Linked DNA regions of Homo sapiens: regions 1 and 3 are each linked to region 2. A link is a contact called in ENCODE Hi-C or POLR2A ChIA-PET data. All regions are on one chromosome and are shown on one strand. The core of a region is the stretch at or near the end of the contact, and the rest is flanking DNA. Distances in the headings are between cores, read along the strand shown. Region 1 has its middle 11 kb from the start of DIPK1B. Region 2 holds the start of LINC01451 (long intergenic non-protein coding RNA 1451). Region 3 holds the start of SNHG7 (small nucleolar RNA host gene 7).

Region 1 (2,793 bases), core at 96-2,595, 84 kb before region 2:
CCCAGCTACTCGGGAGGCCGAGGCAGGAGAATCGCGGGAACCGGGGAGACGGAGGTTGCAGAGAGCCGAGATCGCGCCATTTTACTCCAGCCTGGGTGACAGAGTGAGACTCCATCTCAAAAAAAAAAAAAAAAAAAAAAAGGCAAAATTGATCTCACTCGAGGTCTTTAACCTAATTACAGCTGTAAAGACCCCATTTCCACAGAAAGTTACATTTACACATTCCAGGGGGACTTATCTTTTGGGGGGCACCATTTAACCCACTGCAGTATCAAAATCAAGGTGCAGGGCAGCACGTGCAGTGTGGTACCATTTTCATTTTTGTCATTTAGCTCTGTGTGTGTGTGTGCACATGGGTGTGTGCCCGCGTGCGTGTGTGTGTGTGTGTGTCAATCTCCCTGTGTTCCTTCCATGTATAGGTGATTGAACCTCTCTTGCTATTTTTTTTTTTTTTATCCGAGACAGAGTTTCACTTTTGTCACCCAGGCTGGAGTGCAGTGGCACGATCTCGGCTCACTGCAACCTCCACCTCCCAGGTTCAAGCAATTCTCCTGCCTCAGCCTCCTGAGTAGCTGGGACTACAGGCGCGCACCACCATGCCCGGCTAATTTTTTGTATTTTTAGTAGAGATGGAGTTTCACCATGTTGGCCAGGCTGGTCTCGAACCCCTGACCTCAGGTGGTCCACCCGCCTTGGCCTCCGAAAGTGCTGGGATTACAGACGTGAGCCACCATATCCAGCCCTCTCTTGCTATTTGCAAAGGTGTAAGTGGGGGGACTGAATCGTGTCCCCACTAAATTCCTTCCTGGAAGCCCTAACCTGCAAGGAGAGGGTATTGACGATGTAGCCTATGGGAGGTGCCTGGGGGTGGATGAGGTCATGAGGGTGGGCCTTAGTAGAAAGGGCACAGGTGCCCTCCCCTTATTCCTTATCCCACCCTCGCGTCAGGACGCAGCAAGAAGGCACTAGAGAAGGGAGGCAGGGCTGAGAACGGGGAAAAGGGCTGGATCCTTAGAGAGGCCAGGGCTGGGAACCTCAGGCGGGTTCCCAGGATCTGCCAGGAAGAGGACCCTCACCAGAGCCGGACCACGGGGCGCCCCCACCCCCAGCCTCCAGACCCGTGGGGAGGAAACGTCTGCTTTGTGAGGATGTCCTGGCCGGCGGAGACAAACCTGAATCCTGCGGGCGCTGGGGCCCCCGGATCCTCCACAGCTGCTCAAAATGAGGGTGACGCAGAGAGACACCACAATAAACTCGAAAGTAGCAGACGGTGAAACCGTCTCCATGCTGTCAACGTGTGAGCAACGTTCAGCGTCCGAGTCACAGGGAACACAGGAGGCCATCCCACCGAGCGGGGCTGTGACTCGTGTTCATAACTGTCATCACCCTAGTACCTGCCGCTCCTCCTGGAGAAAATTCGGATGTCCCAGGTGGGCTGAAGCACACAGGAAGGTGGGGGTGGAGAGACAAGGGAGGCAGGGCTGAGCACAGAGCTGCGTCCTTCGAGAGGCTGGGGCCGGGAACCTCAGGCGGGTTCCTCTAAAACAGCCCTTGTCGCTGTTGTTCATGTCCTTATCACCGACGTCTTGAACGTTCATTGTAAAATATGCAGGTTCATCTGAGGCAGGACAGGCGGTCGAGGAAGTGACCGTGTCCTCGGAACGTGGCAACCGCGGTGACCCCACAGTCAACACAATAAGCCCTAGCGTTGGCACTGTAGTCCCACTCACTCAAGCGCAGCTGTCTCCAGTAGGGGCTTTCCCTGTAGACAGCATGAGCTTTTTTTTTTTTTTTTTGAGGTGGAGTCTCGCTCTGTCTCCCAGGATGGAGTGCAGTGGGGCAACCTTGGCCCAGTGCAACCTCCACCTCCCAGGTTCAAGCGATTCTCGTGCCTCAGCCTCCCGAGTAGCTGGGATTACAGGCACCTGCCAGCACACCTGGCTGATTTTTTTTTTTTTTTTGGAGACACAGTCTTGCTGTATCCTCCAGGCTGCAGTGCAGTGGTGCGATCTCGGCTCACTGCAACCTCCATCTCCCGGGTTCAAGCAATTCTCGTGCCACAGCCTCCCGAGTAGCTGGGATTACAGGCATGTACCACCACGCCCAGCTAACGTTTTATTTTTAGTAGAGATGGGATCTCACTATGCTGTCCAGGCTGGTCTCAAACTCCTGGCCTCAAGTGATCCTCCCCCATCTCGCCTCCCAAAGTGCCGGGATTCCAGGCGTGAGGCCCTGTGCCCGGCCAGAGGAATGAAGTTCTGGCCCAGGCTATGTGGGTGAGTCGTGAAGCTGTCATGCTGAGTGAAAGAATCCAGGCACAAAGGTCCACATGGTCCTGATTCCGCTTCTATGAAATTTCCAGAACGGGCAAATCCACAGACACACGAAGATGAGTGGTTGCCATGGGCTGGGGGAGGGAGCAGTGGGGAGCGAGTGCCTATGGGGAAGGCGTTTCCCTTTGGGGGGATGAAAATGTTCTGGAGGTGATGGTTGCAAAACATTGGAGGCGTTGCAAAAAACTGAAAGTGCTAAATTATACACTTTTTTTTTTTTTTGAGATGGAGTCTCACTCTGTTGCCCAGGCTGGAGTGCAATGGTACCATCTTGGCTCACTGCAACTTCCGCCTCCTGGGTTCACGTGATTCTCCCGCCTCGGCCTCCCAGGTAGCTGGGATTACAGGCATGCGCCACCACACCCAGCTAATTTTTGTATTTTTAGTAGAGACAGTGTTTTACCATGTTGGCCAGGCTGGTCTCGAACTCCTGATCTCAGGTGATCTGCCCACCTCAGCC
Region 2 (2,700 bases), core at 13-2,512:
GGCCTGCGCTGGGTTCAGCACGTGCTTCACAAAACAGCAAGTAATGCCTGCACTACAGAGGAAAATTGGCCAGTGCGGAGGTGGGAGGAGAGGAAAAAACAGGGCTGGGCTGGCTGGAGATCCCCGCTGGGGCTGGTGGCCCCCCAGGCCTCCCCCAGGTGGTTCTCACACAGGCAGAGCGGCCGGGCAGGACTTCCCAGCACCTGTGCCTTTCCCCCAGGTGACAGCAGGCCAGACACCACGTGCTGACAGTGACTCTGAGTTTGTGTCGCCTTTTCCTTTAAAAGAATGACCTCTCCTTCAGCCCAAACCCTCTTCCATACACCTCGGCAAGCCCACCTCTTCCCTAGCTTCTCCTAGGCTGGCTGTGGCTGGTGTGGGTGCCCGGCTGACAGCCCCACCTAGGGCCCTCTCATGTCCTTCTGGTTTTGGCTGCTGGGGAGTTTACTGCCCTGGAAGGCAGTTTCCACACTAGCTCTCTGCCAGCCGCTCTCTGCACCTGCCTGGGAGGCCTCCAGGCACGCCCCTGCCCAGCCTCTTCATGTGGGAGTCCCAGGGGCAGCAGCCGCCGGGGCCAGGCCTTCCGGCCAAGCTCAGATGCCTGCTCTTTCCAGAGCCTCCCGATCGCCCCAAGTAGAGGAGCCTACAGAGCTGCCCCCAGCAAGGAGCCTCTTCTCACCCACGATCTCTTTCATTTTGCAGCGGCTCAGGGTGCCGCCATTCTCTCCAACTCACAGGGGAGAGGACAGGACAGAGACACTCACCGGAGGGCACCTGGTCTGGAGGGGCCGCCTCCTTCAGCTCCAACCAGCCCCAGGCCCTGCAAAGCCCCTGAGGGCCAGGCCCACCCGATGCTGCTCGACTCAGTAGCCTGGCCCAGCGTGGCGGCACAGCTTGCAGGAGGCACGAACCTGTTCCCAGCACACGGGCCCCACCACTTCCCGCCATACCGTTTGGGGCTCGCGTCTCCTGTGTGGGTGCTGGTCCCAGACCTGGGGCCTGCCAGTCCCCACACCAGTGCCATCGAACTCCAAGGGCCCTGTCCTCCCCACTCCGCCACACCCCGTGGGCGGCCCACATCTCCTGCACGGCTCTCAGCCCCTCCCCCTGCAGTCCTGAGGGTCTCCCCATAATGGCCCTCTTTGGCACTTCCTAAACCCAAAGAGGCAACAGATCAGAGACAGGCAGGGCTGGCCGAGGCTCCTGCAGGGAAGTGGGCAAGGCCCTCCCTCAGGCCTGTGCCCCCAGCCCCCAATCCCACACCCCCATCACCCCCAGGTCGCCCTGCAGGCACTGTGTGTTTGGACAGCTGGAAGCAGAGCTCGGCCTGTGACCTGCCTGGTCCAGCAACTGGACCTTCTGGAGGTGAGCCTGGGAGTGGCCGAGCAGAGGAAATCACCCCCATGGGGAGGTAGGGGAGGGGTGAGGCCCCCCCCACCAGGTTCTGGAATGTTCCGTGGGCTGGATCCTGGAGAACCCACTTCTCTGGGCTCCAGAAAGGCAAGGGCAATGTTTCTTTGACCTGAGAAAGCAAAGCAGCCCCCCGACATCCTTCCACACACTCATCCCCTCTGGTGGGGAGCCGGGGGGACACATATGAGATGGACAGGGTGGGGGCCCACACCCCAGGCTACTCGGACAGCAGGGGTCAATCCCGACGGGCTGGAGAAACCTCAGGCCCCAAGTGCACCAATGGCCCAGATGGCTGGAGACCTCTTCCTTTGTCTCCTCTGTCTCCAAGATCCAGGAGCCCAGGCTCAGCCTGCGAACCACCTGGCCCTGGCCCTGGAGGGGGATGGGGAGGGTCTGTGACCATCCTGGGGGGTATCTGCGCCCCCTTCTTCTACCTGGGGACAAGGGCGCGAAGTCCCATGCAGCCCCCATGCAGCCTCACGTGCCTGACGATGGGAGCCAGGCCAGCCCCTCACACGGGTGCTCCTGGGCAGCCTCTCTGGTAGCCTGGACGAGTCACCCCAGGGGCACATGCTCCAGGCAGCCCCCTCACCTCAGGGGGCATGGGAGGCGCTGGGGGTCTTCAGCTGGTGATGGGGTGACTGACGAGGATCAGCCCCAACCCCGGGGTCCTCTGGCCGCTGGCAACCGGAGCACTCCCCCAGTTGGAGCTGAACCATGACTCCAGTCCTTCCCAAGAGATGGTGGGGAATCGTCACCATGGCTGGAGTCCCGCAGACTGGGCAGGCCAGACAGGCCCTTGGAGGAGGCTGGTGGGATCCGAGTGGGCAGAGGGGAGACGGAGGAGGGAAAGGCAGCCCCAGCCTGCGGTGGTGCTTGTCCTGGGCGGGAGGGGCCCTGCTGTCACTGACGTGGGAACCACCGAGTCACCGGAGGGGCAGGGGCAGAGGGGTCTCGGTGGAAAGGGGGTCCCCAGAGGCCTTGGGAGACGGGGGAGGTGCCTAGGGCTCTCTGGCCTTGGTCTCTACCAGCTCAACGAGGGCTTTGTTCCAGGGGCCCCTGGGTCCCTCTGCCTCCAACAATCTGGGCTGCGTTTTCTGAGCACCTACTGTGTGCTGGGTGTGGGCGTCCGGGCAGGCACTGACTAAGCCTTGTCCCTCCCCAGAGTCACAGTGAGACACACAGCCACATCCTGTAAATGAAGACCTCGTGGCTCAGAGAGGTCAGGTAACTTCCCCAAAGCCTGTCTGGCCTCCCAGCACCATCCCTAGTCCCAGAGGGGAGGTG
Region 3 (2,737 bases), core at 88-2,587, 110 kb before region 2:
TCAAGAACCAGCTCTAGCACCATATCCAGAGCTAGGACCAGCTCTGACACTTTTCCCAGGGCAAAGACTAGCAACAGCAACACAGCTAGAGGCAGCTCCAGAGCATCGGTCCCCGGGGCAGAGCCAGCTTGTCTCCAACAACCGTGTCAGTGCTAGGACAGAGCCTGCACCATCTCTGGAGGTGGAGCCTGCTGTGGTGCCAGCTCCAGCCCCAACACCAGAGCTAGAACCCAGCCTGCTGGTGGGGCCACACAGGGAGGAGCCTCAGACCGCGCAGTTGCAGCCCAGTTGCAAAGTGTCCTGGGGTCCTGCGCTGGGGCTTTTCTTAGGAGCCCTGGGGTGTTTTCTGGCTTTGCAAAGGCAATGAAAATTTGAGTTGAATTTATCACCAGCTCCTGCTCCCTCTAAGCCAGTACCCGAGCTGGAGCCAGCTCCTATGCCAGCTCCCGCACCCCGGCCTTCCTGGCCTTTGCCTGTGGCTGCAGAGAGCAGGCTGAGCCAGAAGCCTCATCTCCTGGTGTCCCCTCCAGGCCTAAGGCTAGAGCGGTCTGCGCTGTGCAATGCGGAGGCTGCCCAGCCCCAGGACAGCAGCGCGGCCTTCCTCCCGGCCCCTGCGGCTCAGGCCTGTCATCCCCTGCTCTGGAGCTCGCGTCCTGGTCCGAGTCCCGGCGGCTCCACCGTTCGCAGCCCGGCGACCGCGGCGAGTCGCTTGGCCGCGAGGCCTCGGTGTCCCGCCCTGCGCGGTGACCGAGGTCCCAGGACACAGCGCAGACAGGGCGCTAGTCAGGCCTGGCCGCGGTAATCCCGCCTGCCGGGACCCTCGCCCGCCTCAGCACTCATTAGGCGCCTGGTGTGTACCCGCGCCCATGGCCGACACCGGCAGAGCCCCTGGTGGGGAAGGGACGGAGCGCGTCGCGGGAGCCCCATGCTGCCCGGGGTGGGCGCTGCTCGACAGTCACGGGAGCCGCCCCAATGGCTGGGACCACCGGGACCCACGGGCTCGTGGAGCGTCCTCCTGACCCGGCCTGGGAATCCTCCGCGAAAACGGGGAGCCGCGCGTGTCCGTGGCGTGCCCGGCACCCGGCGGGTCGGAAACGGCGCGGCCCTGGCTGCTGGCCCCGTGGGGCGGTCGCGGTGCAGGACACGGGTCACGGCGCTGCCGCTGCTCTGCGTGGCGAACCCACACGCCCGCCCGCCAGCCACTGAGCAGCGCCCACGTGCGGGCGCGGGGAGCTGAACGGCCGGGGACCGCTGGGGGGCGCTGCTTGGGCGGGGCGGATTGACTCTTGCGGGCCGCCGTACGCGCTATAAAAGGCGCGGCGCTTCCCTTCTCGTCCTCTGCGTGCGCCGGAGGCTGCCGTGGCGGGTGGGCCGCCTGACTTCTCCTCCCGGCCAGTTCTCGAGCGCCTCACCGGGCCTCGCCCTGCAGCCTCGCTCTCGCTGGCGCTGCGCGGCCTAGGGGACTGGGCTGCTGGCCTCCGGGTGCGGGGTGGGGGCAGGCTCCGACCTGGGGCGTCCTGGCCGCGCGAGCCGCGGGATGGGGGCCCGGGCCGCGGAGGAGGCGCCGCTGGTGTGTCCCTTGGTGGAGAGGGCGCTGCCGGCCCTGCGCGGTTTCCAGCCAGGAAGCTTCGGGAAGCCTGGTGAGAGCTGAGTGCGCGAATTCGGATCTTAGAGAAAGGCACCCCGTTCACCCACGACCCTTCCGCTCCTGCCGCTGCTTCCCTGAGTCGCTCAGGCTGTGGGAAGATGTTTGTCGGCATCTTTGAAAAATTGATTTCTTATGCTGCGTCAGGTGGTTTCCTTGTCACTGTGGCTGCTCAGCGGGAGGCTGTTCTGGCGGGAGGAGGACTGCTCGGTTGTCTGGTGGGCATTCCGCCTCGTGGTCCTGGTCCCTTGATACCTGCAGGGGATCAGCAGCCCGCGTTTCGTGGCCACTGTGTTGTAACTCCAACTTCCCCTCCCGCAAATTAAGCGTAGAGTAAGGGGAGAGAGTAACATGGGTCGGATTTTTCTAGAACGGCCCTTGTGACAGTGAGCTTTTTGGTGGCAGGGAGCTTCTTTGGTCCGCCTTCCTGGAGACCAGATGCAGCAAAACGCAGTCTTTTTCTTTTCGAGACAGAGTCTCAGTTGCCCAGGCTGGAGTGCAGTGGCGCGATCTCAGCTCACTACCACCTCTGCCTCCTGGGTTCAAGCGACTTTCCTGCTTCAGCCTCCAGAGTAGCTGGGATTACAGGCGCCAGCCACTAGGCCAGCTAACTTTTTTTTTTTTTTTTTTTAGAGAGACGGGTTTCACCGTGTTGGCCAGGCTGGTTTTGAACTCCTGACCTCAAGTGATCTGCCCGCCTCGGCCTCCCAAAAAACGCAGTGTTTATGTGATGCTCCTCTGTGGTGTTTGCAAGATTTATACAAAATTGCGGTTTCTTTTTTTCTCTAGGACGTCTGCTCACTGGAGATGACACGTGCGTGGGGTGTTGGGTAAGTTGGTGCATTGGAGCTGGAACAGGGTCAATCCTCCAATGTAACTAAGCCCTCCTGTGCAACATCTTAAGTGACTGGAGGGACCAGTCGGTCTTGTGTTCACATTGAGGCTAGAAGCTGTCTCCAGGGGAGTAAAAACGGATTATTTAGTCTTCAACAGGACACTGCCCCTAGAGGCGTTGCAGCTGTGGCTGCCGTGTCACATCTGTGTCATTAGGTGGCAGAGATTAGAGAGGCTATGTCTACGCTCAGCGTTCTG

What was found. A loop is a pair of places that touch in the nucleus more often than their neighbours do. ChIA-PET counts read pairs that join two places held with the same protein, here RNA polymerase II (POLR2A). Pooled maps may share reads with other maps.
Region 1: a pooled map shows a loop between it and region 2 (2.1-fold over the local background). The contact joins the enhancer-like site here to the promoter of LINC01451 in region 2. A Hi-C loop is called at or near these places in 1 of 50 pooled maps. POLR2A ChIA-PET finds 5 or more read pairs at or near these places in 6 of 52 experiments (H1, MCF 10A, Panc1 and 2 more).
Region 3: a pooled map shows a loop between it and region 2 (2.3-fold over the local background). The contact joins the promoter of SNHG7 here to the promoter of LINC01451 in region 2. A Hi-C loop is called at or near these places in 1 of 50 pooled maps. POLR2A ChIA-PET finds 5 or more read pairs at or near these places in 4 of 52 experiments (AG04449, H1, HepG2 and 1 more).

Annotation. Positions count from the first base shown.
Region 1 is chr9:136,699,968-136,702,760 of GRCh38, reverse strand. No RefSeq gene overlaps it. Among named protein-coding and RNA genes, the nearest start is that of DIPK1B, 11 kb to the left of the region's middle. RefSeq lists enhancers at 1,342-1,391, 1,432-1,591. Within about 2 kb of position 1,345, at least 3 of the 41 ENCODE cell types and tissues checked have a DNase peak (open chromatin) inside an H3K27ac peak, as active enhancers do.
Region 2 is chr9:136,615,743-136,618,442 of GRCh38, reverse strand. LINC01451 (long intergenic non-protein coding RNA 1451) reads left to right here and starts at 1,262. Exons shown (of 3, transcript NR_135288.1): 1 at 1,262-2,700.
Region 3 is chr9:136,726,784-136,729,520 of GRCh38, reverse strand. It overlaps SNHG7 (small nucleolar RNA host gene 7), which reads left to right and starts at 1,337. Exons shown (of 5, transcript NR_024543.1): 1 at 1,337-1,640; 2 at 2,435-2,475. It overlaps LOC124900276 (cuticle collagen 2-like), which reads left to right and starts at 1,337. Exons shown (of 5, transcript XM_047424334.1): 1 at 1,337-1,640; 2 at 2,435-2,475. It overlaps SNORA17A (small nucleolar RNA, H/ACA box 17A), which reads left to right and starts at 2,642; the gene lies at 2,642-2,737. RefSeq lists an enhancer at 1-139 and silencers at 587-756, 910-1,589.